Linked DNA regions of Homo sapiens: region 2 is linked to region 1. The links are chromatin loops, found by intact Hi-C in ENCODE. Cell type or tissue: HepG2. All regions are shown on one strand. Links, peaks and the distances in the headings refer to the core of each region. The heading gives the core; the rest is flanking DNA. Region 1 overlaps SLAIN2 (SLAIN motif family member 2). Region 2 has its middle 25 kb from the start of SLAIN2.

Region 1 (16,804 bases), core at 3,326-11,325:
GGGAGGAGATAATGCCAGAGAAATAAGTCGGGGGGAGCAATAGACATTTTGGCTTTTACAATAAATACTTGGTGAGCCCCTGGAGGATTTGAGATGAGGTTTGACATGACTGAATTACATTTTAAAAGGATCACTTGTGGCTGTGTGGGAGTGAGGGTTGAGGCAAGGAAGTGGTTAGAGTCTGGATATATTTTGAAGGTAGAATCAATGAGATTTATTTACAGATTGGTTAGGTGTGTATGGAGAGAGAGAGCAAAAGAGTGAGTGAGGGAGAAGAGATACCAAGAATGACTCCAAAATTGCTATTAGCTGAGATGAATGAAACAGGTTTGCAAGATCAGAATTGCGGCTTTGCACAGGTACACTCTGAGCTGCCTGTTTAATATTCAAATGAAGACACTGAGGAGGCAGTTTGGTATGTGAGTCTGGAGTCTCCAGACATATAACAAATGGTTTCTCAGCCATGAAACACTGCAAGAGTGTAGACAGAGAGGTGGACCAAGGACTGGATCCTGGGACACAACAAATAGCTACAACACTAAACTTAAGAAACCCCTGGTGGAACTGGTAAGAGAAGAGGTATGGAGGGGAAAGAGTGAGGGAGGGAAGGTGATAAAGAGAGAGAGATCCAAATACTAACACATGGAATTAAGGGGTTGTCACTTCAGATCCTGCATTCATTAAAAAGGGTTACAAACAACTTTACTAAAAACTCTCTCCACAATACCTACAGAACTCCTATAAATTAGTAAGAGAAAGAGACACCTCAATATAAAATCAGACAAATGATTTGAAAGAGACTTCACAACAGAGAATACCCAAATGGATGCACTTGGACATTGGAAAACAATACAAATAAGAACCTTTTGAGAGCCAATTTACCATTGGATTCCAATAACACAACTGTTAGACCTTCAATATTGTTGTCAGGTTCCTGAGGCTCTGCTCATTTTTTCAGTTTTTTGTCTCTGTTCTCCAGATTGAGTAAATTGTATTGCTCTCTTCAACTTCATTGACTCTTCTGCCATCTTCAGTCAGCTGTTGAATCCATCAAATTGAAATACTTTTACATATTTTTTCAGTTCTAAAATTCCTATTTGGTTCTTAAACTTATTTTTTCTACTCTCCTGAGGACTTCTATCTTTCCATTCATAAGAGTGCTTATTTCATAACAGCTGCCTTAAACTTTGTAAGTCCAACATCCGGATCATATTGGTGTTGACATCTGTCTTTTTTCTTGAGAATGTATTACATTTTCCTGGTTCTTTGTATGCCAGGTAATTTTAGATTAAATGCTGCACATTCTGAATATTATAATTTAGACTCTAGGTCTTGTTAAAATATTCTGGAGAATGCTGATTTTTGTTTAACAATAAACCCAGATAGGTTCATACTGAAAGTTTTCTGCCGTCTTCTGTGGCTGTGATTCCCAGTTGCTTTCAAAAAGGGTTATATTATATTGGATCAAGCTTATCATGTACTGCTCAGTAATCTGTGTCTTGGCCAGTGGTTTAAATTGTACTTTAGTTCCTAAAGCCTCTAGTGTGCTGCTTTGGGTCTGTCCTGAGTATGTAAGCTTAGAGCTTGTACTAATTAACACATAGAATAAAGGGATTCCTTCTGCTTTGTTCTCTCTGGTTCCCCCCATCATGCCCTAAGACAGCCCATTCCCCTGTCCTCTGGCCAGAAACAAGGGTTTTGCTTGGAATTTTAGTTCCACCACTATTACTATGCAGTTCCCACAACTCAGGCCACCCTCAGAACAGAGAGAGTAAATAGAGAAAAATGCAGATGACCTCCAGTCTTCAAGACTGCAAAGGCTCTTTTCCCATTTCCTCTGCCCAGAGAGAGTGCTTCCATCAATTTTAACTGTTGGCACCACTTGCTAGCACAGCTTACCTGAGGGCTTACCCAAGACAAGCCATGAGAGAAAACATAAATACCTGGGGATTTCCCCTGACATTCTCTAGCTTCCAGGAACTCCTTTTTCTCATCTTTTGGGTTTTTCCTCAAAGTTTATCTGCCAGAAGGGCCTCTGTGACAGCTCTTCTGGGTGCCCTCCCTTGGCTCAGGGTCAAGAAAGAGGGGAGAAATGAGAAGTTCACCCTTGTATGGGTCTTTTCTCCAGGTCTGACTCCGTCTTCAATCCTGCTGCTACCCCCCACCCCACCCCCACCCCCAGTGTTCTCAGTTGTCTTTTACATTTTGTACAGAATTTTTAGTCAGTGAGAGAGGCTTCAATGGGCTTATGCCATTTTGACTATACTGAAATCCAAAACTGCATTACTCTTAAGAGCTCCAAACTGGAAACACCACAACTGTCCTTGACATTAGAATGGACAAACTGTGATATATTTGTACAATGGCATGTAACAGCAGCAATGAAAATGAACAAATTAAAATTACAATGACATCAGCGACATGGGTGAATCTCACATTATTTCTGTTTAGTGACTAAGAGAAAATCATTTTCAGCTTTCAAAGAAAAAATTACCCTTCAAAGAAGAAAAAATACAAATTGTATGGTTCTACTTAAAGTTCAAAAGTAGGCAAAACTAAATTACAGTCATGTGTCGCTTGACACAGATACATTCTGAGAAATGCCTTGTTAGGTGAGTTCACCCTTGTGGGAACATCAGAGTGTACTTACACAAACCTAGATGACTGCCCACTACACACCCAGGCAATATGATATAGCCCTAGGCTACAAACCTGTACAGCATGTTGCTGCACTAAATATTGTAGGTGAGTGTAGCACAATGGTAAGTATTTGCATATCTAAACACAGAAAAGCTACAGTGAAAATACCGTATAAAAGATAAAAGATGAGATACCTGTAAAGGGCACTTAACATGTACAGAGCTTGCAGAACTGCAAGTTGCTTGAGGTGGGTCGGTGAGTGAATGTCAAGGCCTAGAACATTACTATACTTTTAAACACTGTACTTAGGCTACACTAGATTTATAAATTTTTTTCAATAATTAACCTTAGCTTACTGCAAGGTTTTTACCTTATTACTTACAGTTTTCACTTTTTGACTCTTTCACAATACTTAGCTTAAAATACATTGTACAGCTGCTCAAAATTATTTTCTTTATATCTCATTCTATAAACATTTTTCCTTAAAAAAATTTTTGTTGAAAACTAAGACATGAACACACACATTAGCTTAGGCCTGCACAGAGTCAAAATCATCAATATCACTGTCTTCCACTTCCACATGTGTCCCACTGGAAGGTCTTCAGGGGTAATAAAATGCATGGAGCAGTCATCTCCTATCATAACAATGTTTTCTAGAATATCTCATGAAGGATCTGCCTGATGCTGTTTTACAGTTCACTTAAAAATAAGTAGGAGTGCATTCTAAAATAACAATAAAGTATGGTAAATATGTAAACCAGTTTCAAAGTTGTTTATTATCAAGTATTATGCGCTATACTTCTATGACTAGCAGCGCAGCAGGCTTGTTTATATCAGCATCACCACAAACACGTGAGTAAATGCGTTGGGCTATGTCACTAGGCGATGGAAATATTTCAGTCTCATTATAATTTTACTGGAGTATTGACCTATAGGCAGACCATGTTGACTGAGATGTTATATAATGCACCGATGCTGTACAATGTTAGAAGTCAGAATAGCTGTTGTCTTTTTTCTGAGAGATGGGGTTCTCACTATGTTGCCCAGGATGGTCTCCAACTCCTGGGCTCATGCGATCCTCCCACCTCAGCCTCCCGTAAGTGCTGGAATTACAGGTGTGAGTCACCCCACCCAGTCAGTAACTGTTATCTTTGTAGAAGAGGAAGGAAGCAGATTGTCAGATGACACTAGGAGAGTTTTTGGGGTGCGGTGAACATTCTATTTCTTGTCTACATGGTGATTACACATGTAGTAATTTAGTGATAATTCTTTGAGCTGAACATTTGAGTTGTACAAACTTCTGTACATAATTTATCAATTTTTAAAACATTTGAAAAATCATCTCTTCCTGCTGTTTGCAAATGATAGAACCTTAGCTTAAACTGGCCTATGTACGAAGGGGAACTTTTAATAAGCATACCAAGATGCCTAGTGGAATCCATGGACAGGAGTAATACAGGGCCTCCTGTATTGAGCCAGGAGCTCAAATACTACCAGAAACTTCTCTTCTTACTACAAATGTTTCCTCCAGGTCAGTGACCACTGACATGGTATAATCATTTTATATAATATGCACTGAGACATTTGTGATGTGTACCTACTGTATTGTTTGCTCAAGACCTGGCCTACTTTCTTGGGACAGCATCACCTTCAGGGAAAATGGTCTTTCCCCATTCCATCCATATGGTTTTCACAGTAGAAAACCATAGCTAGTGTTCTACCTCAACGCCAATCCTCTAGTCACAGTCAATTAGTCCAGTAATGTGCACCTGACCTGTCCTGGGAACCCTACTCCTAGAATTTTTGGACTTGGAAATTCTCGGGAGTACAGTGCAGAAATCTGTTTTAATAGCCCTTCCGGTGATCAAGTTTAATAACTCTACTGAAGACTAGCCTATTTGGTTGTGCCTGTTATTTCTTTAAAGGTGGTTTAAAACTGGCATTGTACTCAATCAATACTGTCAATTCATGGTAGATGGGAGGCAGGGGTGGTGGTGGGGGGCATTCAAGTATCAACAAAGGATACGATACGAAGGACTACAATAATATAGTTTGGCAAAGTTTTAGAATATTTATAAACTCTTTCCAGAACTAAATGGCTTTTTTTTGTAGCAGCAGAATCCATCTACATCATGGTAGTCATGAATTCAGACTTCAGAAAAAGTTACTGTCAAGCATATGATTACAATTTTAGAAGGAAAAAGAAACAAAGACATTATCTTCAAATTTAAGTGGCTGACTACCTATTGAATTAGGTACTTTTTCTTCTTTATAATTTATTATATATTTCTCAAATTTCAATATGTATAGAGGCTAGGCGTGGTGGCTCATGTCTGTAATCCCAGCACTTTGGGAGGCTGAGGCGGGAGAATCGCATGAGCCCAGGAGTTCGAGACCATCCTGGGCAAAATAGTGAGACCCCATCTCATAAAAAAAAAAAGAAAGTTTTTCTCTTTAGGAAACTAAAAGTCAATAGTCTATGGTAGTACAACAGCAGGTAAAAAATACAACAGCAGGTACAACAGTGGGTGGATCACATGAAGTCAGGAGTTTGAGACCAGCCTGACAAACATGGTGAAACCCGGTCTCTACTAAAAATACAAAAATTAGCTGGGCATGGTGGCATGTGCCTGTAGTCCCAGCAACTTGGGAGGCTGAGACAGGGAAATTGCTTGAACCTGGGAGGCAGAGGTTGCAGTGAGCCGAGATCATGCCACTGCACTCCACCAGCTTGAGCAACAGAGCAAGACTGTTTAAAAAAAAAAAAAAAGTATAAATTGTAAAAAACCAATTAATGTTATAAACAATACAAACAATACATACGATAGTTTTATCAAGAAATATCTAAAATCAGGAATTAAGATATATGCCAAGCTTTCAATAGCAGTTAATGTATACTTCTGTGCAAAAGCAAACTCATGTCAACATTTTTACATAAGAAACATTTATTTAAAAGAAACATTTTCTCCTTAAAAAAAAAAAGACCTTCTACCCTTCCACTTAACATGTCATAACCATGTTACGGACAGTACTTCAATATTTCCGGATTATGGGATTGCAGACAACTATCATTTTTTACCTTTATACTTTTTAATATTTTTAGTTTATGTTCTACAGCAGAGTTTCTATTACTTTCGAAATCAGAAGAAACAGATTTTTTTATTTCTTTTAAAGAGAAAACATTAAGATGACTTAATGTAGATAATTTGTTTCAAACTAGCATTCAGTTAACATAGTTTTAACCAGTTTGTATTACAGTAAATAAGGCCGATGAGTATAATCGGTTTCATTTTCAGACTGGTAAGCAGAGGGCCATTTAGCCACCCAAGACTTATATTTAGGATCATTCAAAATACATCAGTGGTTGAACCTCCATATGGGTTTTTCTGTTGCACTGAGTATATAACAGGTTTAAACTTATGTATTGATTTATAATACAAGTATAGTGACATTTAATTTTAAATGGCTCTTCAAGTTTTTAGACTGGCTTGAGAGAAAAAAACAGAAGGGTGTCTTTTTTCCCTCTCATCACTATTAATCTAATTGTAACATGTAATATTATTTTAATTGTAATTATTCTAATTGTAACATGTAATTGCAAAGCAAATATCTCCTAAAGGAATATGGAGAACTCATTAAACAGTGTACAATTCTTGATTTTTCCATCCATACAAGAAAAGATGCACGTGATCACCTAAATATTCGCATTTGGTATGAAAATGCATTAATTGTCCCTCTTGGAAACTCATAATAGCTTTTTGCTTGTTTTTTTCTAACTAGATACCATACATAGTTATGATCTAGGCAAATGCTAGCTTTTTATAACTAGGTATCAATTCACAGCAGGTAAAAAAGTTCCAAGAACAAATCAATTTAGAGTAAACTGTAAATTTCCTTCAAGTAAAATCCATATATGAAATAACTCTGACAGAGAAAATATAAGACATAATCCAACCCCATGAAGACTAAATCTGAAAGGGCAATATGATTTGGGTTTCTGTGGTTAAAGAAAAACTCAACTGAGTAATTTATTAAAACCAAGTGTAGGCAACTGAGAGGAAAAAAGGAATCTTACCATATCCAGAGATTAATTAAACACTTAAAGAATATAAATTTAATAATAAACATTATGGTCAGGCTGTTTATTAAGGAGGCAACCACATATACAAGTTCGGCTATAGAAATGTTTGCAAATCAAACGTCATGTGACCTTAAAGGACCATGCTTAACGTCAAAAATGGACACCTGTACATTCAATAAAAAGTTAATTTAAACATACATAGTCTAGATCATTCTAGAGTTATACAAACATCTGGGGCCACATATGTATCTAATTTTCTTTCAAAAAAACTTTTTTTTTTTATAAAAGTGATGTATTGAGATAATTTTAAAAAGTATCTGACAATTATGAATGGTCCCCAGTTTTACAAAATGTGATTTCCAGGATACGAAACTGAAAAAAAGTCAACTCTTCAGAGAGTGTTTTATATTGTACAAACAAGTTTTGTAGAAAAATGATCCAGCAAATGCTTGAGTTAAGAATATTTATATTTTTTCCAATTCTTTACACTTTTATTAACACACTTACAAAAAATAACATTCAAACACTGAGAAAATTAAATAACTTTGGAAGCAGAGCTCATTGTTTTCTGCTTACATATAAGTGACAATTCTGGGCTGTTGGCACAAAATAATCAACATTCATAAAACCCTTACTACTATATATCAAACATAAGTTAAAATCATAGGCACTAGTTTATCAAATCCACATTTCTTCTGTAAGACTAACCACAGTAAATCCTTAGATTTTCCCAAACAGAAAAATTGCAATATACAAAGGCTTTCTAGTAAAAAGGCAATTTTTCTCTTTAAGAAACTAAAAGTCAACAGTCTGTGGTAGTACAACAGCAGGTAAAATAATACTTTACCAAACTCAGATCAAAAATATGTTTTAACAAGTGATGAAATATTTTAATAAAAAAAAATAGACATTTTTTTCTGATGCAGCCATTTAAAAACAAAGTTAAATAACCTGAATACTCCTTTTGAAACTGATTATCTAACTTAAAAAATGTAATATGTTTCATAATAGGTAAAATTCCTTTTAATTATTAGATTGCAGCATATATATTTTTTGAAATGTTGCACTGAAAACTGAGACTTGTTCTGTTTTGTACGTGGTTTTTAAAAGAGACAGTAGCTACTTCTTTCTTTTACTTACTTAGACATGAGATACCCCCCTCCCAAAAGAAGATGCTTTATCTTCCTCTGAAAAGCAACATTTTTTAGTTCATTATCATGTAGAATTCTGGCGCCATCCTTTCCTGACCCACCCCATCACCCTCAAATTCAAGGATAAAGTTTCTTCCTTGCATTATACACCAAATACATAGTACTGGCAGTTTAAATCTCCAGCTGCTTGTGCTAAATGAATGACTCTCCACTGGTCAAGCTGACAGACTACCATGGTGTCAGTCATGACAGAATGGAGGTCCTGGTTTTAAGTTTTTATCATCAACCTATCAACCTTAATGCTGTCCAGAATATCAAGCCTTCTATTTCTCTCTCCCAATTTCTTTTGCCAACTTACGGAATGTCTTTGATTAACAGGAAATGAACTTATGTTCAAATCTCTAAAAGCTTTTAGATGACCTAAGTGACAATATCTTAGAGCTGTTCAAATTAAGTATTTAAAAACAGACCTCATAATAAAAAATGAGAGGCCTGCTACAGAAGCAAGTTTTACTCTGGTAAAAGTCTGATAAAATTGAAATAGCCGATTTCAAGGATATATTAAGAGCCATTAGAGAGCAAGTATCAGGTTAGAGTCATACGTAGTAGGGTTTTTTTTTTACCAAAAATGCAAAAATTGATGTAAGGCAGAATCTAAGTCAAAAGGAAAAGAATTTTCAATAGATGTTTTATACAGTTACTCAGTTTAAAGTGGATCAACTTAAGTAGGATTTAGCAGGCTATATTTTCCTACCACATAATAGACCGTTATGCCATGTAATAGCAACAATACAACTGTCATCACCAGAGATTTTGTAGGTTAAGTGCATAGATTTTTTTCCCCCTCTCTCTCATGGTATGGTTTTGTTCCAGGTTGCAAGCACCGAGGTGGTGTTGTATCAAGAATAAAGACACACACTACTTGTTCTTTCCTATCATGAAAACCTGCTAATAGAAACAAGATCTCTTAGTTCTGTAAAGATAACAGCATGTGAAGAAGTTGGCTTCAATAGCAAAGGCCATCTTTCCTGAGCCAGGAACTATAAAGTTCAGAAAGATTGTACAACTGATATTAAGCCCTTTTGGCAATCAAAACAAACACACACAAGTTTGATGTGTCAATGCAACATGATGGATACATGCTGTAACACTATCTGGTGGTGGTGACATGTGAGCTACATCCAAAACTTAAGATTAAATGACAATTTTTCTTTTCTAATGAATCTGCAAAAATCATTTCTGAAATTCTGCTAAATTTAGGAATGTTTTAATCTCTAGCCCAGGTTTCTTTCCTCCCACCCCCTAATCTCAATCTGTAGTTTCCTGGTGTACTAGTGAAACACTTTAGATAATTAGTCAGAATATTAGTTCTCATTAACACAAATATTTATTGATACTATTTATACAGTAAATTAGGTTGAATGTGAAGTTTTGGATAGCCTGAATTCACCATTTTCTTGTGCACAAATGGGCATTTTTCTCATTTACAAATGGGCATTTCTCTTTGGCATCCATTAGGTATTTGCCCAGATATTGGCCTCTGTCAAATATTTTTTAAAAATCAACCTAGTTTCTATTAAACAAAACTAAAAGTGATTCTATGGAGAGTGATTGTATGATTACCAAACACATCTGATGTTAAATGTCATTAAAGTGCTGTTTGATGATCTCTGTCGGTTTGTGCTAATTAAGACAGAGAGGGCTGGGATTTTATAAATCCCAAGAGTCTTATCTGAACAGTCTGCATATAAAAGTTGTTTTTTAGCCTGGTGAAGGGTATCCATGAAGCCGTGGACTTCTGCATTCTTGTCTTTGCTGGTCAGTAACAGCCATCTTTCCAACTGTCATCTTTCATGCTACCATAGGTTTTAGGAGCTGGCAAGGATCTGTAATAAAGCAATTTTGTAATTAAAATTTGATAAATGTCTTTATGAAATAGTACCATACTATCTCACACATATATTAATTACTCTTCAGGTGGCATCACGATCCCATGAAGGCCGTACCAAGTCCTAAGCTCTAAACAGGTACTAGTACAACCTCCCCACACTCTGCATTTTCACAACTTCCAAGTTTTACTGGGCACCAGATGACTTCCCATTTTGTTAACATAGCTACTAGATAAAAGAAAGGAAAAGATGGTCTCACCTTTTCCAAGCACACAGATAACCAACCTTATCATTTACTTATTATTTTGAGAGGCAGAATGATGAATGTGATATTAGAAGCTCAGTGTCAGCATCACTAGAAAGGCAGTATGGGACAGTGATTAAAAGAGCTCCAAAGTCAGACATACTTGGAACTCATAGTTTTATTAGCTATGTGGCCTTAGGCAAATTACTTAATTCCATTAAATTTCAATATCCTCTTTTGAAAAATAGAAATAAGAATACCTACTCATTTAATATTATTATGAAGATTAAACAAAGCAAGCATTTACTTATTTAGCACAGTGATAAATATTTCCAGTTTAATTATATTTGACACCAAAGTTTACTGATGGTGGTAATCCCATTCTTGAAAGGTTACAGATGCATCATTCCCAACCTGTCTGATTCAGAATCATCTGAAGATTACGCAAACAAACAACAAACAAACAAAAAAACCAGCAACTGTAATCCCAGCATTCTGGGAGGCTGAGGCAAGCAGATCACTTGAACTCAGGAGCTCCAGACAAGCCTGGGCAACATGGTAAAACCCCATCTCTACAAAAATTAGCCAGGCATGGTGGTGTGCGCCTGTAGTCCCAGCTACAGGGGGTGCTGAGGTGACAGGATTGCTTGAGCCTGGGAGGTCAAGGCTGCAGTGAGCCAAGATTGCACCACCGCACTCCAGCCTGGGAGACAAAGCAAGACCCCATCTCAAAACAAAAACAAAACAAAAACAAAAACAAAACAAAAAACAACAACAAAATACCTAGCACACCCACAGATTCTGGGCCTCATAACAGATCTACTAAGTTAGACTCTCTGAAGGTAAAACTTACACCCTACATTTATATAAATCTCACAGATAATTCTGAATTATAGAATAAGGGTTTGAAAACCATGCTTATAGATTATACTCAGACTTGGTAGCTAGAAGTTTTATCTTAAATATCACTCTATATTCTAATATACCTTTATCATCTTTATTGAATATAATTATATTCGAAATGAATGAATATCACAATCAAATTGAGAGGCTCTAACAATTTTTTTTCTAGGGGTCCTCTGAGATGCTTAATCACGTTAGGCAACTGGACAAATTTAATCTGAACCAAACTGGTAAAAGTCCCAAATGAGGATTTCTTAAAAACAATGTAGTAAAGTTTTATTCAAATGGTACTAAAACTCTGGTGGGAATCCACCATGACTTTCTGTTTACTATCAAACATACGGATGAAGCTAATTCATTCCAGTCTATCCACTTTCAGGCACTCAAGAATGCTGAAACAGAACATCTGCCACTTACCTGCGAACAGGCTGTGCAAGTTTGCTGCGAGGCACTGGTATGCCCCCAGCAGAAGGGGCACTGGGTCTGGGCAAGCCACTTCTCATTGCAGTTGTCCCTGCAGGTCTGGTTAGAGTAGCGCTGTTGATATTGCTGGGAGGATTTGCTGAGACTGTGCTCTGAACCATAGGAGGCCCAGGTGAGGAGGTGGTTTGTGTGAGCTGTGTTATTTCTTGGCTACCAGGAGAACCAGAGCCATGGTTACTAAATGCTTTCACTGGTTGCCGAAGAGCCAAAGGAGATGGTGCTGCAGGGGAACGGAATTTGCCTGGAGAAGGTACTGTGGGATGGCAAAGAAAAACCAATTTTTGAGTGGAAATCTGTATATATGAAACCATTGCTTTAAATTACAACTGATGATTGGGCACTAGTACATGTGTATTCAGGAAACTTCACAGCAATGCAAACAATAAAAGCTATTCCTGGGCTACTAAAAGAAAAAAAGTAACTGTGAGTTCTAAATGACCAAGTACTTAGAGGATTACAACTGTCTTTGACAACAGTATTTTAAATAGGCCAGCTTGGAATCCATAATACCAGAAGAGAAAAGGCACTGCAGGATTCTGTCTCACAGTAGCAACTAATGTGGGCCACATATGAACAAACATTCTAGAGGTGAAAAACAGGTTGACTACCCAACTGTTGTCTAGAATTTGAAATGTATTTCCCCTGAAAAGAAACATTCACGTAAACATGTATCAAGTATCTGGAGGCTCTATGTCCAAATCCCATATTACTGACACTGTAACTAAAAATTTAGAAACTAAAAATCATTTTTAAAAAGTGCTTCCATTGCTGTGCTTCACAAAGCACAACATGATGAAAAAACAAACAAAAAGGCAGCTGGGCATGGTGACATGCACCCATAATCCCAACTACTCAAAACTGAAGCAGGAGAACTGCCTGAACCAGAGATGCAGAGGCTGCAGTGAGCCGAGATGATGCCACTGCACTCCGGCCTGGGTGACAGAGCAAGACTCTGCTTCAAAAAGAAAAAAGAAGATCAGGCGTGGTAACTCACACCTGTAATCCCAGCACTTTGGGAGTCCGAGGCGGGCGGATCACCTGAGGTCAGGAGTTCGGGACCTGCCTGGCCAACATGGTGAAAAACCCATCTCTACTAAAAATACAAAAATTAGTTGGGGGTGGTGGTGCATGCTTGTAGTCCCAGCTACTTGGGAGGCTGAGGCAGGAGAACTGCTTGAACCCAGGAGGCGGAGGTTGCAATAAGCGGGGATCGCGGTACTGCATTCCAGCCTGGGCAACAGAGCGAGACTCTGTCTCAAAAAAAAAAAGGAAAACAGAAAAAAGCTTATGTCCACACAAAGACTTGACTACAACTTTGTAACAGCCAAAGACTGAAAAAAGCTCAAATGTCCATCAACACATGAATGGATAAACAATTTGTAGCATATCCACGCAACAGAATACCGCTCAGCAGTAAAAAGGAGTAAACTACTGATGTATAGAACAAAGATGAATATCAAAAATTTTGCTGAATGAAATGAGTGCCAGACACAAAACAGTCCGTGTGTACATACACACACACACACTGTAGAATGTTGTGTTATAAAGAAATTTGAGGAAAGTCATATCTAATTTATGGTAACAAGCAGCAGAACAAATGTTTGTTGGAGGTTGGGAGCAACCTTGGGAAATTCCACCAAATGTTTAAGAATGAACACAAATTCAACATAATCTCCGTCACAAAATAGGAAAGAACATGTCCCAATTCATTTTATGAAGCCAGTATTACTGAGATACCAAAACTAGAAAAGGACAGTATCAAAAAAGAAAACTTCGGATCAATATTGTTTACAAATATAGATGTAAAAATCCTTAAAAAAATATTAGAAAATAGAATCCAGCAATATATAAATAGATTTATATGCCATGACTAAGGAGGATTTATTCCAAGATGCAAGGTTGGTTCAATATTTGAAAATCAATCAGTGTAATCCACAGTAACAGGATGAAGAAAAATCACAGAATTGTAACAGCGGACTCAAAAAAAGCATCTGACAAAATTCAACACAGTCATGAAAAAAGTTCTCCGAAAAACAGAAATAGGGAAAATTTCCTCAACCTCATAAAGAACATCTACAAAAACCCTACAGTTAACATTATACTTAATGAAGAAAGATTGAATGCATCTCCCCTAAGACCAGGAACAAGACAAGAACATACGCTCTTACCACTAATTCTAGCCAGTGCAATAAACAAGAAAAAAAAAAAAGAAGAAGAGGGAGAAGGAAGGAGAAAGAAGGAGGAAGGAGAAAGAAGGAGGAAGGAGGGAGGAAGAGGAGGAAGAGGAAGAAGAAGAAGAAGAAATAATAATAAAAGGCACAGAGGTTAGAAACTGTCCCCATGGTTGTCTACACAGAAAATCCCAATGAATCTACACACACACACACTTCTAGAAATAATAAGTGAATTCAGTAAGGTCACAGAACTGGATAAAAATACAAACACTGACTATGTTTCTATATGCCAGCAACGAACATTAGAAATCAAGATTAAAAATACCACACCATAGATAGCTCTTATTATTTTGAAATACATCCCATCAATACCTAATTTATTGAGAGTTTTTAGCATGAAGGGTTGTTGAATTTTGTCAAAGGCTTTTTCTGCATCTATTGAGATAATCATGTGGTTTTTGTCTTTGGCTCTGTTTATATGCTGGATTACATTTATTGATTTGCGTATATTGAACCAGCCTTGCATCCCAGGGATGAAGCCCACTTGATCATGGTGGGTAAGCTTTTTGATGTGCTGCTGGATTCGGTTTGCCAGTATTTTATTGAGGATTTTTGCATCAATGTTCATCAAGGATATTGGTCTAAAATTCTCTTTTTTGGTTGTGTCTCTGCCCGGCTTTGGTATCAGAATGATGCTGGCCTCATAAAATCAGTTAGGGAGGATTCCCTCTTTTTCTATTGATTGGAATAGTTTCAGAAGGAATGGTACCAGTTCCTCCTTGTACCTCTGGTAGAATTCGGCTGTGAATCCATCTGGTCCTGGACTCTTTTTGGTTGGTAAACTATTGATTATTGCCACAATTTCAGAGCCTGTTATTGGTCTATTCAGAGATTCAACTTCTTCCTGGTTTAGTCTTGGGAGAGTGTATGTGTCGAGGAATTTATCCATTTCTTCTAGATTTTCTAGTTTATTTGCGTAGAGGTGTTTGTAGTATTCTCTGATGGTAGTTTGTATTTCTGTGGGATCGGTGGTGATATCCCCTTTATCATTTTTTATTGTGTCTATTTGATTCTTCTCTCTTTTTTTATTAGTCTTGCTAGCGGTCTATCAATTTTGTTGATCCTTTCAAAAAACCAGCTCCTGGATTCATTGATTTTTTGAAGGGTTTTTTGTGTCTCTATTTCCTTCAGTTCTGCTCTGATTTTAGTTATTTCTTGCCTTCTGCTAGCTTTTGAATGTGTTTGCTCTTGCTTTTCTAGTTCTTTTAATTGTGATGTTAGGGTGTCAATTTTGGATCTTTCCTGCTTTCTCTTGTAGGCATTTAGTGCTATAAATTTCCCTCTACACACTGCTTTGAATGCGTCCCAGAGATTCTGGTATGTGGTGTCTTTGTTCTCGTTGGTTTCAAAGAACATCTTTATTTCTGCCTTCATTTCGTTATGTACCCAGTAGTCATTCAGGAGCAGGTTGTTCAGTTTCCATGTAGTTGAGCGGCTTTGAGTGAGATTTTTAATCCTGAGTTCTAGTTTGATTGCACTGTGGTCTGAGAGATAGTTTGAAAACTGGCACAAGACAGGGATGCCCTCTCTCACCGCTCCTATTCAACATAGTGTTGGAAGTTCTGGCCAGGGCAATCAGGCAGGAGAAGGAAATAAAGGGTATTCAATTAGGAAAAGAGGAAGTCAAATTGTCCCTGTTTGCAGACGACATGATTGTTTATCTAGAAAACCCCATCGTCTCAGCCCAAAATCTCCTTAAGCTGATAAGCAACTTCAGCAAAGTCTCAGGATACAAAATCAATGTACAAAAATCACAAGCATTCTTATACACCAACAACAGACAAACAGAGAGCCAAATCATGGGTGAACTCCCATTCACAATTGCTTCAAAGAGAATAAAATACCTAGGAATCCAACTTACAAGGGATGTGAAGGACCTCTTCAAGGAGAACTACAAACCACTGCTCAAGGAAATAAAAGAGGACACAAACAAATGGAAGAACATTCCATGCTCATGGGTAGGAAGAATCAATATCGTGAAAATGGCCATACTGCCCAAGGTAATTTACAGATTCAATGCCATCCCCATCAAGCTACCAATGACTTTCTTCACAGAATTGGAAAAAACTACCTTAAAGTTCATATGGAACCAAAAAAGAGCCCGCATCGCCAAGTCAATCCTAAGCCAAAAGAACAAAGCTGGAGGCATCACACTACCTGACTTCAAACTATACTACAAGGCTACAGTAACCAAAACAGCATGCTACTGGTACCAAAACAGAGATATAGATCAATGGAACAGAACAGAGCCCTCAGAAATAATGCCGCATATCTACAACTATCTGATCTTTGACAAACCTGAGAAAAACAAGCAATGGGGAAAGGATTCCCTATTTAATAAATGGTGCTGGGAAAACTGGCTAGCCATATGTAGAAAGCTGAAACTGGATCCCTTCCTTACACCTTATACAAAAATCAATTCAAGATGGATTAAAGATTTAAACGTTAGACCTAAAACCATAAAAACCCTAGAAGAAAACCTAGGCATTACCATTCAGGACACAGGCGTGGGCAAGGACTTCATGTCCAAAACACCAAAAGCAATGGCAACAAAAGCCAAAATTGACAAATGGGATCTAATGAAACTAAAGAGCTTCTGCACAGCAAAAGAAACTACCATCAGAGTGAACAGGCAACCTACAACATGGGAGAAAATTTTCGCAACCTACTCATCTGACAAAGGGCTAATATCCAGAATCTACAATGAACTCAAACAAATTTACAAGAAAAAAACAAACAACCCCATCAAAAAGTGGGTGAAGGATATGAACAGACACTTCTCAAAAGAAGACATTTATGCAGCCAAAAAACACATGAAGAAATGCTCATCATCACTGGCCATCAGAGAAATGCAAATCAAAACCACTATGAGATATCATCTCACACCAGTTAGAATGGCTATCATTAAAAAGTCAGGAAACAACAGGTGCTGGAGAGGATGTGGAGAAATAGGAACACTTTTACACTGTTGGTGGGACTGTAAACTAGTTCAACCATTGTGGAAGTCAGTGTGGCGATTCCTCAGGGATCTAGAACTAGAAATACCATTTGACCCAGCCATCCCATTACTGGGTATATACCCAAAGGACTATAAATCATGCTGCTATAAAGACACATGCACACGTATGTTTATTGCGGCACTATTCACAATAGCAAAGACTTGGAACCAACCCAAATGT
Region 2 (16,804 bases), core at 4,606-12,605, 110 kb after region 1:
ATAAAAATGATGGTGCTATGTACTCCTGTTAGTACTTTAGTACTAACTTATTGTAATTTTCACAGTAACTATAAGATGTGGAAAATATTATCCCCACTTTACAGATAAAAAATTGGAGGCCAGTCGAGGTTAGAGACTTGCCTGGGTCTTACTGATAGTAAATAGTGGGGGCACGTTTGAACCAGGGAAGTCTGACACCAGCACATCTGCATGACTATGCCACACTGTTTCAAATGCTGTTATACTATTATTGGTATTCTTATCCAATCTTCTTTTTCCCTCAGCATTATGTTTTCAAGATTCACCCATGTTAATACATGTAGGCCTAGCTCATTCTTTTTCACTACTGTATGGTATACTCTTCAATAAATAGACCACAATTAATTTGTTCATTCTTCTATTAATAGAAGACACAACCAACAATGTTGTAAGTACATACTTGTATATGTCTCCTTGTGCATATATGCAAGAGTTTCTCTAGGATATATACTTACAGGTACAATTTCTGGGTTACATGTGCATCTTCAAATTAACTAGATATCCCCAAGCATTCTCTAAAATGGTTACCATTTTAGTTTCAGGAAATAAGTTTGTAAAAAATTCTGCTGTCCATAGTTATCATGTATAAAATAATCAGATACTACAATAAAAGAGAAGAAAGTGTAATAAAAGTGACAAAAAATAGAAGCTAAAATAGAATAGCAAAGTAATCAAAATCTGCCATTTATAAATTCTCTCTTTTAAGTGCATGCAACAGAGGTGGAACAGCATTTCTCTACTCTCAACTTTCCCTTCCTTCTAAGCAATATTCAACTCTCAGACCTTCCCTGAAGAGTGTGGATGTGATAGATTACTACAAATATTAAAATCTCTGAATTCAACCTGAATTATCTTAAAGTGGATTTCCCTCACAAGTCCACGTTTTATTTGATCCCCTCCTCTTCAAGCATTGCCATAGGTTCCCTACCAGCTTGAAACTTGCTATTTAATTTTCATTCACAATTATGGAGTATTAATGAGCTGAAATGCTCTGTTTCATATAGAGATGTAAATACAATATACTGATATAGCTATAGACCTCAAGTAAGGTTTCTCAGCAAAGACCCATGATAGGCCAGGCGCAGGGGCTCATGCCTGTAATCCCAGCACTTTGGGAAGCTGAGGCATGCGGATCACTTGAGGTCAGGAGTTCGAGACCAGCCTGGCCAACATGGTGAAACCCCGTCTCTATTAAAAGTACAAAAAATTAGCCAGGCGTAGTGGTTCATGCCTGTAATCTCAGCTACTCGGGAGGCTGAGGTGGAAGAATTGCTTGAACCTGGGAGGTGGAGGTTGCAGTGAGCCAAGATTGCACCACTGTACTCCAGCCTGGGTGACAGAGTGAGACTCCATCTCAAAAAAAAAAAAAAAAAAGGAAAAAGAAAAGAATCATTGGGAAAACTGGAGGAGCAGGTTCAGGAAATGAGCAGGAACTGAAGGGACTAGGCAGTCTGGAACTCAGCCAGAGATACCACCAGAACAGTCTGCTTATCTTGGACACTTGCTCTCACCCCTTGACTCTGTTCTCACTACTGTCACTCCACTGGACGCTGGATATTGCCTCCAGCAACAGAATTAATGCTATACTATCCTGTTCTTGCTTCTTTGTATCAAAACTCTTAAGTCCTGAGCAGGGAACTTCCAAATGGCTGACCTTAGGTCACATGGTATTTCCCTAGCTGTGAGGAGTCTAGGAGAGCAAGTATCTGCTCTTTCTGGCTTCCTTAGTGGGAGGCAGAATCTGTTTTTTGCCAAACATCATGCAATGGGGCCTTCTCTAATGTATTAGTCAGTTCTGGAACTGCTATAAAGAAATACCTGACACTGGGTAATTTATAAAGAAAAGAGCTTTAATTGGCCATGGTTCCGCAGGCTATACAAGAAACATAGTGGCTTCTGCTTCTGGGGAGGCCTCAAGGAGCTTAGAAGCATGGCAGAAGGCAAAGTGGGAGCATGAGTCTTACATGGCAGGAGCAGGACCGAGAGAGAGGGAAAGAGAGAGAGAGAGACAGGAGGTGTTACACACTTCTAAACAAACTGATCTCATGAGAACGCACTCACTGTACAGTACCAAGAAGGATGTTATGAAACCATTCATAAGAACTCTGCCCCATGATCCAGTCATCTCCCCCCGGGCTCCACCTCCAACACTAGGGATTACAATTGAACATGAGACTTGGGTGGGGACACAGATCCAAACCATATCATCCAAAGAAAACATTTATTTGTATCATTAAGTATTAGGCAGCCATACATGTACAGAACGTCATAGAAGTAATACTAGTCTGAAAGAATGATTAGGAGATGGCCAGTATTATCAGTCAGGATAGGATACATTATGCTGCAGTAACAAATGACTGCAACATCTCAGGGGCTTACAGCAATCAAGGTTTATGTCTCATTCATATATATTCCAGATTGCCAATATTTTCATGTTAGGACCCAAGCTGACAAAGCAGCTTCTAGAACATTATTGATCTCATAGCAGGGAAAAAGAAAAACAAACAAAAACCCATAGCAAGTCACATTCTGGCTCGTGAAGTTTCTGCTTGGAAGTGATAAACATAACTTCTGCCCACATACTATTGGTCCAAACAAATTATGTGTCCAAACCTGATTTCTGTTGAGCAGGGAAGTAAGATATTACCCCAGGGATGGGCAATTAATATTTTTGAAAAAGAATATTTTGAATAGAATACTGCCCTAGTCATTATCAGAGAGGGAGGAAAGTTATGCTAGGTAGTGGGAACGAACAATTTAGAGGCAAGAAATAGAATGGTGTTTGGGCAGTAACTACCAGTAGTTGCTATTAATTAAGCATAATGTACAAGGAAGGAGAAAGGAAAAGATGAAGCAGTAATAACAGGTGCGGAATAAGTCAGGACACCCTTGCTTTCAGGAAAAATAGCTTCACCTCCATTCTGTAGGCAGAAGCATCCTTGAGGGTATTTAAAGGGAGCTTGTGGGGCTGGTGATGGCTACATTTGTGCTTTAGACAGATTACTCTGGGAGAAGGATGGACTTGAGGGAGATCTGTTAGGAGGCTATTGTGTTTATTCAGGTTGAAGGATGATGACAGCCTGAACTAGAGAACCTAATAGGCGTGGAGAGGTGGTGACAGAGAGGAAGCGGAGTAGCAGGATTTGTAGATTGATCAGATGTGAAGGGTGAGAAAAAAGGAGGGAGGAAGGATGTTCCAAAGTATCCATCCTCTGCAATCTAATTTCCTTCTCTTTCCTGTCAAATGGTAAGTTTGAATTCCAGCAGCACTGAGGCATCTTATGATTTCAGATCTTTTGTTTCCCTAGACGTGTACAAGACATGTTTTCCCTAGACAAGGCTAAAGGCCCCCAAGAAGATCAGAATGGCTAAATAGCCCCATCACATTCTCATGTAGAAGGAGAGAACTCAGAAGCTAACGTTCTCTCTCAAGTGACGGCCTGATCTCCCTTTTTTATTTACCTCCCCTTTTCATCATATTACTTCTTACTCTGTTTTTTAAGGTGCAATGTTTGGGGCGTGAAAAAGGCACTCACTCTCATACACAGCCCATGAAAGTGCAAATTACAGCAAGCTTTTCGAAAAACAATAAGGCAATATTCTCCAGTAGCTTAACTGTATTCACAGATTTAGGCCAGATAATTCTAGATCTGGCAATTTAACCTAAGAAAGTAATTATCAATGTGGAAAAATGATTTATGTACATAAATGTTTATTTTGGAAATATTTATAATAATAAAAAACTGAAAACAACCTCCATGTAAAAAATTTGTACCTTATGAAATTAGACACATCTATATTTTTATTAATGTTTTAAAAGAATTTTTAAATGGAAGAATGTTTATATTATAATGTTAAGAAAAAAACAAGGCTGAGGTGGAGGATCACTTGGAGCCAGGAGTTTGAGACCAGCAGACAGAGTTTGAGACTCTGTCTCTACAAAAAATATTTAAAAAAATTAGCTAGGCATGGTGGCTTGTACCTACAGTCCCAGCTACACAGGAGGCTGAGGCCAGGAGTTCAAAGAGGCTAAAGTGAGCTCTGATCATGCCACTGCACTCCAGCATTGGTGGAAGAGCGAGACTTTGTCTCTCAAAAAAAAGAAAGAAAAAGAAAAACAGTATAAAGGTTAATACTTATTATAATGTCTAGTTTATTTTATAAAACCATAGCAAAAACTGGAAAAAATTACATCAGGAGGTTGTGATATTATAGGTGATTTTTTGTTTTCTTCATTTTATTTTTCTCAAATTTCTATAATGTAATGATTTCTTTTATAATCAGAAAAAAGGTTACTTTTTTTTCCAACCTTACCCCACACCCACCTGTTATATCAACCCTGAGGTGGTAAAGCAAGGTGGTTGACAAAGCAAAATTGTTAAAAGACAAGTACGGTTCAACTGGACTCCTGGGTAAATTACTAGAAAGAGTGCAGCATCCACCTGAGCTACCCATAGAAGCTTAGCAATTAGTTAGTAGCTGATTAATACTGAATTTAATCCCTGCCAGAATAGGAGAGAAGAGCTGAGCTTTAGACCTTACCCATTAGAGATTAGGATTGGAAGCTAGAGGATAAGGAGCCCACCAGTGAGGCTGAAGTGATAGAAATGGCCTCTCACCTTCTCCTACTCCCTCTATCCTTTAATTAAAACAGCTCTGTCACCTGGGTATCATTCTCCCCACTTTGTGGGCCAGGACCAAGGCTTAACTTCTCATGTTCAATTCTTGAACCCCTTGAATAATTACTAGGACGATAACAAGCATGGCTGGGGAAATATGCTGATCTTTACCTATGACTAATAAGGCCCTTAATAATTTTTTTTTTTTTTTGAGTCGGAGTCTCGCTCTGTCGCCCAGGCTGGAGTGCAGTGGCGGGATCTCGGCTCACTGCAAGCTCCGCCCGCCGGGTTCACGCCATTCTCCTGCCTCAGCCTCCCGAGTAGCTGGGATTACAGGCGCCCACCACCACGCCCGGCTAATTTTCTTTTGTATTTTGAGTAGAGACGAGGTTTCACCGTGTTAGCCACGATGGTCTCGATCTCCAGACCTCGTGATCTGCCTGCCTCGGCCTCCCAAAGTCCTGGGATTACAGGCATGAGCCACTGCGCCCGGCCAACACTTAATAATTCTTAATAAGTCAAAAAAATTAAAGGGAGAGGGAGAAAGATTATATTAGTTATCTCAATGACATCAATGATTAACTAGGCAGTTGGCAAGGTTTTCCTAGTCATGCAATCACATAGAATATAGAGGAAAATGCAGATTCAGGAAAAATTTAGGAGGTAGCATAGTCAGGCCTTGGTGCTTGATCCTATGTGCATACTGCAGGGAAGGCAGGAATCATGAATGACTGGAGATCATTTGGGGTAGGGAGACTGATATCGTGTGCCTGGAAGTTTTAGAGGGGCTGGGGCTGAGGAAGTAAACTGTGGATATCGTGTGGTGGTTTCTGCCAAAGAGATAATTCACTTCATCTGGATATTGATTACCTACAGGGAAAATTAATAGATTAAGGACAATGAAAGACAACTTTCTTACAGAGTAAGGAGAACAAATACAGAAAGAGGAAAGGCTACAATAAACTCTGTGGTTGAGACCATCCTGGCCAACATGGTGAAACCCTGTCACTACTAAAAATATAAAAATTGCTGGGCATGGTGGCAAGTGCTTGTAGTCCCAGCTACTTGGGAAGCTGAGACAGGAGAATTGCTTGAACCCAGGAGGCGGAGGTTGCAGTGAGCCGAGATCACACCAGTGTACTCCAGCCTGGCGACAGAGTGAGACTCCATCTCAAAAACAAAACAAAACTCTGTGGTATATGATTAGAATTATAGATACTTCTGTGAGCTCATAGTGGTGTTAATATGCAGATATAGAGGTTGAAATATATATAGGAATGGATATATATGTATTCTCTGGCTGTGTTTGGTAAGAGGGTCTGTGAACAGTGGCATCTTTGTAGCGATAAGCACACTTAGTACCCAGATCTTGGTTTTTTGTTTTGTTTTTTTTTTTTTTTTTTGAGACGGAGTCTCGCTCTGTCGCCCAGGCCGGACTGCGGACTGCAGTGGCGCAATCTCGGCTCACTGCAAGCTCCGCTTCCCGGGTTCACGCCTTTCTCCTGCCTCAGCCTCCCAAGTAGCTGGGACCACAGGCGCCCGCCACCGCGCCCGGCTAATTTTTTGTATTTTTAGTAGAGACGGGGTTTCACCTTGTTAGCCAGGATGGTCTCGATCTCCTGACCTCATGATCCACCCGCCTCGGCCTCCCAAAGTGCTGGGATTACAGGCGTGAGTCACCGCAGATCTTGGTTTTTAAATACCTTACTAAAAGGAACCAAGGCTCATGGAGAAGTCACCAGTTTCAGGACTGTGCAGACAAAAGTATAAGCTGAGTGTGAAACATCTTGCACCAGAAAATAAGAAAGCTCTCAAAGTAGATTTGAACCACATTAAAGGACAAAGGATTCAAACTGAAGGGGATCCCACTTGCCAAATACAAAACAATTTGAGCATCAAAATAAATAACGTTAGTAACATATTATAAGCCATTGAATAAAATAGAATCCATGAACCTATACTGATACAAAGAAATGAATAAATAAATGGAAAGCTCTTCTTTACAAGTTAAGCCAAATAGTTAATGTAGGAGAAATAATAGGCTGGGCATAGTGGCTCACGCCTGTAATCCCAGCACTTTGGGAGGCCGAGGCGGGCAGATCACCTGAGGTCAGGAGTTCGAGACCAGCCTGGTCAACATAGTGAAACCCCGTCTCTACTAAAAATATCAAAAATTAGCCGGGTGTGGTGGCGAATGCCTGTAATCCCAGCTACTCAGGAGGCTGAGACAGGAGAATTGCTTGAACACGGAAGGTGGTTTCAGTGAGCCTAGATCGAGTCATTGCACTCTAGCCTAGGCAACAAGAGCAAAACTCCGTCTCAAAAAAAAAAGAAATAATGGAATTAGAGAATCACCATTTGATAACAACCATACTAAAATAGGAGGCCAAAATAATGAGTGAAAGTTTGATGAGAGAAAAGATACTTAACATAGTCTCAAAGTATCTCCCCATAAAATGCTTTTTAATTATTTAATAATAGCATTAATAATAATAATAAATAAACATATTTATTTATAAGACTAACAGTGGACAAACAAAATGATAAAGGTTAATTTACCAGTAATAGGACAAACTGACATTGTGCACCTCCTAATATGATGCACTAACACAGTATCACTTGTGATAGTCCTGCCCTGCAAAATCATAACTTTAATCATGAAAAAATATCAGACAAACCCAAATTGAAGGTAGTATAAATATCTGGCCTTTAAAAATGTCAAGATAATAAAAGACAAGGAAAGCCTGAGGAACTGTCTAGATTGAAGAAGATATGTACATGACAACTAAATGCTGTGGATAATCCTGGGTTGAGTCCTGGAACAAAAAGGAAAAGGGGAAAGGGAAAGAAGTTTTTAAACAATTGTGGGTTTTTTGTTTCTTATTTTGTTTTGTTGTATGTTTGCTATAATGGATACTATTGGGATAACTGGTAAAATTTGAAAGGGGTCTGTACATTAGATAGCACTATATCCATGTTAATTTTCTGATTTTGATGGGTATGCTGTGGTTTTATAGAATAGTGTCTGTGTTTATAAGGCCAGTGGGGCATTATGTCTGCAACTCACTATTAAAAGGTTTAGAAATGTATATATATGTATAATATATATAAACTATATATCATATATTATATAATAAATACATAAATTAATATATAAATTATACAATATATCTATAAATTATATACATATCTATAAATTATATAATATATAAAATATATATAATATATAAAAGTATATAAAATAATATATATGGCATATATAAATTATATACATATGATTTAGAGAGAGAGAGAGAGAATGGTAAATCGTAATAAGTGGTGAACCTGGGGCCTAGATGAAGTGTATGAAGGATTTTCTTGTACCATATTTTATAATTTCAAAGTTATCTTAAAAAAGTTAAATAGAGAGCACAGATATTATGTGAAATAATTAAAAATAATAAGACTGTATTGAAAAATATATTCTTCAGAAAAATACCCTCGACACAGTATAGAGACAGATATTGTTAAGGAACTGAATAATGTAAGTGGCTAGGGCAAGCAGCAACTCTCAGAGATGTGTCCCCAGGGGCAACATAGTTCCGCAGCAGATACGGCTTTTGGGATCCCAGTGACAACATTCTGGTGAGGCTCTAGTCCCTAGTGCCCAGTCCGTTCCTCCAGTGATCCATCAGAAGTAAAAAGAGGAATGCAGCAATGTAACAGAAAACAATACAACAAACTACTCAAAAGCCAATAAGCACCATCTAGTGGCAAGGAGGTGATTTTCCCCATTTTGTGTGTGTTGTCAAATTCAAACTGCGTGGGCCAATTTGCATTCCTGGCAGCAGATTGTGAGAGTTTCCAGGGTTCTACATCTTCACTAAGCTTGCTAAGGTCAGACTCACTTTCTCATTTTAGCGAGTACAGAATAGTATTTCCTACAAACTGACAGTAAGATTTAGAGGTTTGTTTTTGATTCAGTTTTTAAGATTTATTTATTTAGGCAAGGATACTCTATATATGATGCTCTATACTTCCTATTGTATCACAGCAAGAGGCACGTAATGTCTGGTTATCCATCAATTAAATGTGGTTCAAATGTGGTTGACCTGATTCATCAATAGATATAGTATTAAGGATCCTTATCTATCTTTCACCTAATGGTTTTAGAAACCACTGATGATTTTTACTTAGATTCATCATTTTGTAAAATATTTCAAAAATAGTCATTTTCTAATTTATCATTCTTTCTGCATTTATTAACTGTAATTGTTCTATAAAGAACTTTCCCTCATCAACCACTAGGTACCTTGAAGTCCAGCCCACATAAGAAAAGCAGGGTAAGTGATAACTTACATTTATCGATTTTTAGCATAATGATTTGGTGTCTTAGTGTGTTGTGTGTTGCTATAAAGGAATATCTGAGGCTGAGAAATTTATAATGAAACGAGGTTTGCTTAGCTCACGATTCTGCAGACTGTACAAGAAGTACAGTACAGGCATCTGCATCGGGTGAGGGCCTTAGGCTTCCATCCATGGTAGAAGGTGAAGGAAACCTGGCGTGTACAGAGCTCCATGGTGAGAGAGGAAGCAAGAGAGAAACAGAGGAGATGCCAGGCTCCTTTTAACAACAGGCTCTCATGAGAACTTACTGAGTAAGAACTCACTCCTGGGAGAGGGCATTAAACTATTCATGAGGGATCTGCCCCTGTGATCCAAACACCTCTCATTGGGCCCCGCTTCCAACATAGGGTATCCAATTTCAACATGAGATTTAGAGAGAACAGTATTCCAAACTATAGCAGTTGGTATCCTGGCAATTGGTGAATGAAGACGATTTTTTAAAAAGACTTATTAAGGACTCTGAGATTTTTACACTTATGATTTCTATTCATTGTAGTCTTTATTCCTTTTCTCTTTTTTAAAAAATTAATATTATTGGAATTATAATTTAAATGCAATAAAATGCACTCATTTAGAAACTGTGCAATTGACATCAAAGAGCTTATCCACCATGATCAAGTGGGCTTCATCCTTGGAATGCAAGGCTGGTTCAACATATGCAAATCAATAAATGTAATCCAGCATATAAACAGAACCAACAACAAAAAAACCACATGATTATCTCAATAGATGCAGAAAAGGCCTTTGACAAAATTCAACAACCTTCATGCTAAAAACTCTCAATAAATTAGGTATTGATGGGATGTATCTCAAAATAATAAGAGCTATCTATGACAAACCCACAGCCAATATCATACTGAATGGGCAAAACCTGGAAGCATTCCCTTTGAAAACTGGCACAAGACAGGGATGCCCTCTCTCACCACTCCTATTCAACATAGTGTTGGAAGTTCTGGCCAGGGCTATCAGGCAGGAGAAGGAAATAAAGGGTATTCAATTAGGAAGAGAGGAAGTCAAATTGTCCCTGTTTGCAGATGACATGAATTGTGTATCTAGAAAACCCCATCGTCTCAGCCCAAACTCTCCTTAAGCTGATAGGCAACTTCAGCAAAGTCTCAGGATACAAAATCAATGTGCAAAAATCACAAGCATTCTTATACACCAATAACAGACAAACAGAGAGCCAAATCATGAGTGAACTCCCATTCACAATTGCTTCAAAGAGAATAAAATACCTAGGAATCCAACTTACAAGGGACATGAAGGACCTCTTCAAGGAGAACTACAAACCACTGCTCAATGAAATAAAAGAGGATACAAAGAAATGGAAGAACATTCCATGCTCATGGGTAGGAAGAATCAATATCATGAAAATGGCCATACTGCCCAAGGTAATTTATAGATTCAATGCCATCCCCATCAAGCCACCAATGACTTTCTTCACAGAATTGGAAAAAACTACTTTAAAGTTCATATGGAACCAAAAAGAACCCACATTGCCAAGTCAATCCTAAGCCAAAAGAACAAAGCTGGAGGCATCATGCTACCTGACTTCAAACTATACTACAAGGCTACAGTAACCAAAACAGCATGGTACTGGTACCAAAACAGAGATATAGACCAATGGAACAGAACAGAGCCCTCAGAAATAATGCTGCGTGTCTACAACTATCTGATCTTTGACAAACCTGACAAAAACAAGAAATCGGGCAAGGATTCCCTATTTAATAAATGGTGCTGGAAAAACTGGCTAGCCATATGTAGAAAGCTGAAACTGGATCCCTTCCTTATACCTTATACAAAAATTAATTCAAGATGGATTAAAGACTTAAATGTTAGACCTAAAACCATAAAAACCCTAGAAGAAAACCTAGGCAAGACCATTCAGGACATACGCCTGGGCAAGGACTTCATGTCTAAAACACCAAAAGCAATGGCAACAAAAGCCAAAATTGACAAATGGGATCTAATGAAACTAAAGAGCTTCTGCACAGCAAAAGAAACTACCATCAGGGTCAACAGGCAACCTACAGAATGGGAGAAAATTTTTGCAATCTACTCATCTGACAAAGGGCTATTATCCAGAATCTACAATGAACTCAAACAAATTTACAAGAAAAAAACAACCCCATCAAAAAGTGGGCGAAGGATATGAACAGACACGTCTCAAAAGAAGACATTTATGTAGCCAAAAGACACATGAAAAAATGCTCTTCATCACTGGACATCAGAGAAATGCAAATCAAAACCACAATGAGATACCATCTCACACCAGTTAGAATGGCTATCATTAAAAAGTCAGGAAAAAACAGGTGCTGGAGAGGATGTGGAGAAATAGGAACACTTTTACGCGGTTGATGGGACTGTAAATTAGTTCAACCATTGTGGAAGTCAGTGTGGCGATTCCTCAGGGATCTAGAACTAGAAACACCATTTGACCCAGCAATTCCATTACTGGGTATATACACAAAGGATTATAAAACATGCTGCTATAAAGACACATGCACATGTATGTTTATTGCGGCACTATTCACAATAGCAAAGACTTGGAACCAACCCAAATGTCCAACAATGATAGACTGGATTAAGAAAATGTGGCACATATACACCATGGAATACTATGCAGCCATAAAAAATGATGAGTTCATGTCCTTTGTAGGGACATGGATGAAGCTGGAAACCATCATTCTCAGCAAACTACCGCAAGGACAAAAAACCAAACACCGCATGTTCTCACTCATAGGTGGGAATTGAACAATGAGAACACATGGACACAGGAAGGGGAACATCACACACCGGGGCCTGTTGTGGGGTGGGGGGAGTGGGAAGGGATAGCATTAGGCGATATACCTAATGTGAAATGAAGAGTTAATGGGTGCAGCACACCAACATGGCACATTTATACATATGTAACAAACCTGCATGTTGTGCACATGTACCCTAAAACTTAAAGTATAATAATAAAAAAAAAGAAACTGTGCAATTGAATGAATTTTGAAAAATGCATATGCCTGTATAACTACCCCCACAATCAGAATAGAGAAAATTTCTTTTTTTTTTTTGAGACGGAGTCTTGCTCTGTTGCCAGGCGGGAGTGCAGTGGTGTAATCTCGCTCACTGCAACTTCTGCCTCTAGGGTTCAAGCGATTCTCCTGCCTCAACCTCCTGAGAAGTCGGTATTACAGGTGCCTGCCACCATGCCCAGCTAATTTTTGTATTTTTGGTAGAGATGGGGTTTCACCATACTGGTCAGGCTGGTCTTGAACTCCTGACCTCAAGTGATCCACCTGCCTCGGCCTTCCAAAGTGCTGGGATTATAGGCGTGAGCCACTTTGCCTGGCCTAGAATATAGAATATTTCTATCACCCCCAAAAATTCCTTTCAGCCCCTCTGCAGTGAGTCTTACTCCCACTCCATCCCTAGCCCTAGGCAACCATTAATCTGCTTCCTGTCACTATAGAGTAGGTTTTTCTAGGAATTCCTAAAAGTAGAATCATGTCTCTGGATTCTTTTACTCAGTTGCATCATATAGTAAGTGTTCTGTTATTCTCTTTTGATGCTCAAATTGTTGCCATTTTTGGCGAGTGGAGCATTTTTAGTTTGACTCTTTCATTATTTTGATATGACCCCAGTAGTCTCTGATAGCTTTCTGTCTTTCAGGCACAGCAAGTGGTCTCAGGCTCAGGATGTATATTTCCTATTCTATATGAAATCAGCCAGTTCTTCAAAGGCCTTGCTTGCTTCCTTGGTCTTTGAAGACTATAATCTGAGCACTAGGGATGATCATTGCTACTAAGTTGTTATTACTTCCAGAACTTTCCAGTGGATAGAACTGGGAAATAACTATTTTCTAGAAGGAGAAAAGTAAATAATGAGTTCGTACTGATATTTTCTATTTAAATTAAAGATTAGAACTTTAACCTACTTTGTAATATTTTGCCTTTGTTCTCTTAAGCTAAAAATCTTGGTTTTTAATAACATTAACATGTATTTGTCTTTTCCTACCATATAAATAATGTATATTTGCTATATGTAGCTATTTATTTGTTTATTTTTTATTTTAGAGATAGGGTCTTCCTATGTTGCCCAGGGTAGAGTGCTTGCTATATTGCCCACTGCAGCCTCAAACTCATGGCCTCAAGCAATCTGCCTCAACCTCCTGAGTAGCTGGGGCTACAGGTGCAGCTACCACACCCAGCATCATAGGTATTTTTAAAATAACAGTTTCAAAATAGCAACCCCAATATTGTAAGTAACAATAAAATGACTAAATACAGGTTACACTTCTTTGTGATGTTTTAGTCTTTAGGATATATCTCACAAAAGAATGAAAGCCAAAATATTCCTTTTGCAGTCATTAGACAGAGCTCTTCTCTATTTGGTCTTGCCACCAACTTACTGTAGAGCTAAGTTCACTTGTCTCAATTTGGTTTAGATTTTTAGGGATTGCTTTTTTCTTTTATTTTCTTCTTAAAGTAATTGGTTTTTGAAGTTATTTAATAGTCACATTTACATGTTTTGAAAGTCAAAACCATATGACAGATTTCATCTGAGAAGGTTTATTTCCAGTCTGTGTCCCCTGCCTTTCTTTTTCGTTAACAGATTTATTTTTTAAAACAGCTTTAGGTTTACAGAAAACCTGCCTCTTTTTCCCTATTATTAATGTCCTGCATTATTGTGGTATATTTATTACAATTGATAGCCAACATTGGTACAGTTATTAACTAAAGACCATGGTTTATATTAAGGTTTGTTGTTTTGTGTTGCACATTCTGTGGGTTTTGAAAAATGTCTAATGACATATCCACCGTTACAATAACATACAGAGTAATTTCACTGCCCTAAAAATCCCTTATGTTCCAATATTCATCCCTCCCTTCTTTCCCCAAAACCCTGGCAACCACTGACCTTTTCCTGTATCCATAATTTTGCTTTTTATTGAATGTCATACATAATAGTCCCCCTTTATCCTCAAGGGATATGTTACAAGACCGACAGTAGGTGCCTGAAACTATGGATAGCATAGAACCCTACACATACATACTTATAAGGTTTACTTATAAATTATGTGCAGTAAGAAATTAACAACAATAACTAATAATAAAATAGAACAATTATAACAATATACTGTAATAAAAGTTATGTAAATATGCTTTCTCTCTCAAAATATCTAATTGTACTGTACTCACTCTTCTTGTACATGTTGATTTGATAACAGAGACAGCTATTAAGTAACTAATGTATCTGGTAATATATAGAGCATGGATGCACTGGACAAAGGAATGTTTCAGGTTCAGGGCAGGATGGAGCAGGATAGCACAAAATTTCATCATGCTACTCAGAAGAGTGTGCAATTTAAACCTTATGAATTAGTTATTTCTGAAACTTTCCATGTAATATTTTCAGGCCTTGGTTAACTGCAGAAAGCAAAACTGTGGATAAGGGTGGATTATTACAGTTATAATTATCTACTGAGACTGTTTTTTTCACTTAGCAGTATGCGTTTAAGTTTCCTCCATGTCTTTAAGTGGCTTGATAGCTCATTCCTTTTTAGTTCTGCATAATACTCTGCCGTAAAGATGTACCACAGGTTGTTCATCCATTCACCTACTGAAGGACATTGTCTGCTTCCAAGATTTGGCAATTATGAATAAAGCTGCTGTAAAAAATAACATACAGCATTTTGTGTGGATGTAAGTTTTCAACTCATTTGGACAAATACGAAGGAGTATGATTGCTGGATCATACAGTAAGAGTATGCTTGGTTTTGTAGGAAGCTGCCAAACTGTCTTCCTATGTGGTTTTACCATTTTGCATTTCCACCAGCAATGAATGAGAGTTCCTGTTGTCCACATCCTCACAAGCATTTAGTGCTGTCAGTGTTTTGAATTTTAGCCATTCTAATATATGTGTAGTGGTATCTCATTTTAATTTGCAATTCCCTAATGACGTATGAGGTTGAACATCTTTTCTTATGTGTATTTGTCATCCTCTGATTCCTGTTTTTTCCTTCCGTTATAAGTAATCATTTTTTTATCGGCTTTTGGTTTATCCTTCTATTATCACTTTTAAAAAATGCTTATTCCACACACACTCACACACATACACTTATAGTCCCTCTTTCTTAAACAAAAGGTAGCATGCTATACGCAATTCACAGCATCTTATAAACTATTTTTTATAGTGGAATAGTACTTCATCATTATTTCTTCAACCAGTCCTTTATTGATGAACATTTGGATTGTTTGCAATCTTTTGCTATTACAAATAGTACTACAATGAATAAGTTTGTATATACATCATTTCATATTTCTGCCTATATATCTCTGAGATAGATTTAGAAAGGTGATTGTGGTGTCCAGGATTAAATGCATATGTAATTTTGCTAGATATTGCCAAATTCCCATCATACTGTTTTTGCATTCCTGCCAACAATATGTGAAAGTGCCTATTTCCCTGCAGAGTTGGTAATAAGGCATTTTGTCAGACTCAAGGATTTTTGCCAACATGGTAGATAACAAACTGTAATGTTCTGTATTTTAGCTGGATGGTGGGTACGCGGAAGTTTGTTCTATTCTTAATTATACATTTTTCATGTAACTAAAATACTTCATAAAATAAGCTAACATAAGGAATTGCTCTTAAAGAAGAGCAGTTTTCTATTTTGGCTTTAGAAGAAATATATCATTTTTACGGATAACTTAACTATTGACTGAAATCTCGAATGATCCACAACTAGACTTGAAAAGAATTTCAGAGACAAGAGATTCTGACCCTATCATATAACAAATTCAGGCTCTAGGGCTCAAAGAAGCCAAGTAATTAGCTTGAAGTTACATAGTTAATGAGAAACAAGCTTGCCTTTTAACTATAAGGCATTGCAGTCAATATATAAAATTTATGGAGAACATTATCCAAAAAACTGGGATGTGTAACACTCATCTTCATAACAATTCCACCACATTTAATGATACAGGAAATAGAATGCATTGCATCAAGGTCAAGGTATTGGACTGATTGCCACTGTGTTTCTAAGTGCAATTCTGAAAGCTGGTATAAGCTATAAAACTCATATTGTTTGGTTATGACAGCCTTATTAATCATCTTTCTCCTTTTTCAGCTTTTCAGTAGAATAGATCAGCTACTGAGCTCCCACCAACAGTCCTCAAATTTAGTTTATGAAATCTGTAACATATTCAGGACCTATATATATTAGAAATTCTCTGTCAATGTTACTATGAGAGTTGTTTGTAATTTTTGAGAGCAAAGTCTGAAGAACCGTCTTTTAGAACTGGATCATTCTTACAGAGGGGCAAAGTGAGACTAATGTTTTCACAGTTTTAATCTTGTTATATGGTGTCGATACTTTAAGTATTTTATATTAAATTTGCATTCTGAGGCTTCTCAATAAAAGCAACATGGAACGAATTACTCAAAATCACCAATTATCCAATGATGTCATTCTTAGGAAAATAAAAATAATTTTGTGACACAGAGTCCAATCTAGTCCAGGATCACTTATTGCATTTAGCTGCCATGTCACTCTTGTATTCTTTCATCTGGGATAACTCCTCTGGCTTTCTTTGTCTTTCATGAGTTTGACATTTTTGAAGCATATGGACCAGTTACTTTGTAGAATGTTCCTTAGTTTAGGTTTGTTTGATGTCACCTCATGCTTAGATTCGGGTTATGCATTTGGGTTAGGGTTAGCACAGAAGTGATGCTGTAATCTCAGTGTGTTGTGTCATACACACATCAGT

What was found. A loop is a pair of places that touch in the nucleus more often than their neighbours do. Peaks named below come from ENCODE experiments on the same cell type or tissue, not always from the same donor. Only the 100,000 strongest peaks of a DNase experiment are listed, where the experiment ranks them.
Region 2: a loop joins it to region 1, with 2.1 times the contacts of the local background. A loop is called at or near these places in 9 of 110 quality-filtered maps.

Annotation. Positions count from the first base shown.
Region 1 is chr4:48,414,965-48,431,768 of GRCh38, reverse strand. It overlaps SLAIN2 (SLAIN motif family member 2), which reads right to left. Exons shown (of 8, transcript NM_020846.2): 7 at 11,326-11,644; 8 at 5,568-9,758. The coding sequence ends at 9,692. Among named protein-coding and RNA genes, the nearest start is that of SLC10A4, 60 kb to the left of the region's middle. In HepG2, for the core only: no CTCF peak of the experiment used is centred there; no DNase peak of the experiment used is centred there.
Region 2 is chr4:48,307,821-48,324,624 of GRCh38, reverse strand. No RefSeq gene overlaps it. Among named protein-coding and RNA genes, the nearest start is that of SLAIN2, 25 kb to the left of the region's middle. RefSeq lists an enhancer at 8,299-8,593. In HepG2, for the core only: a CTCF peak has its summit at 8,407 (motif pointing left); a DNase peak (open chromatin) is centred at 8,404.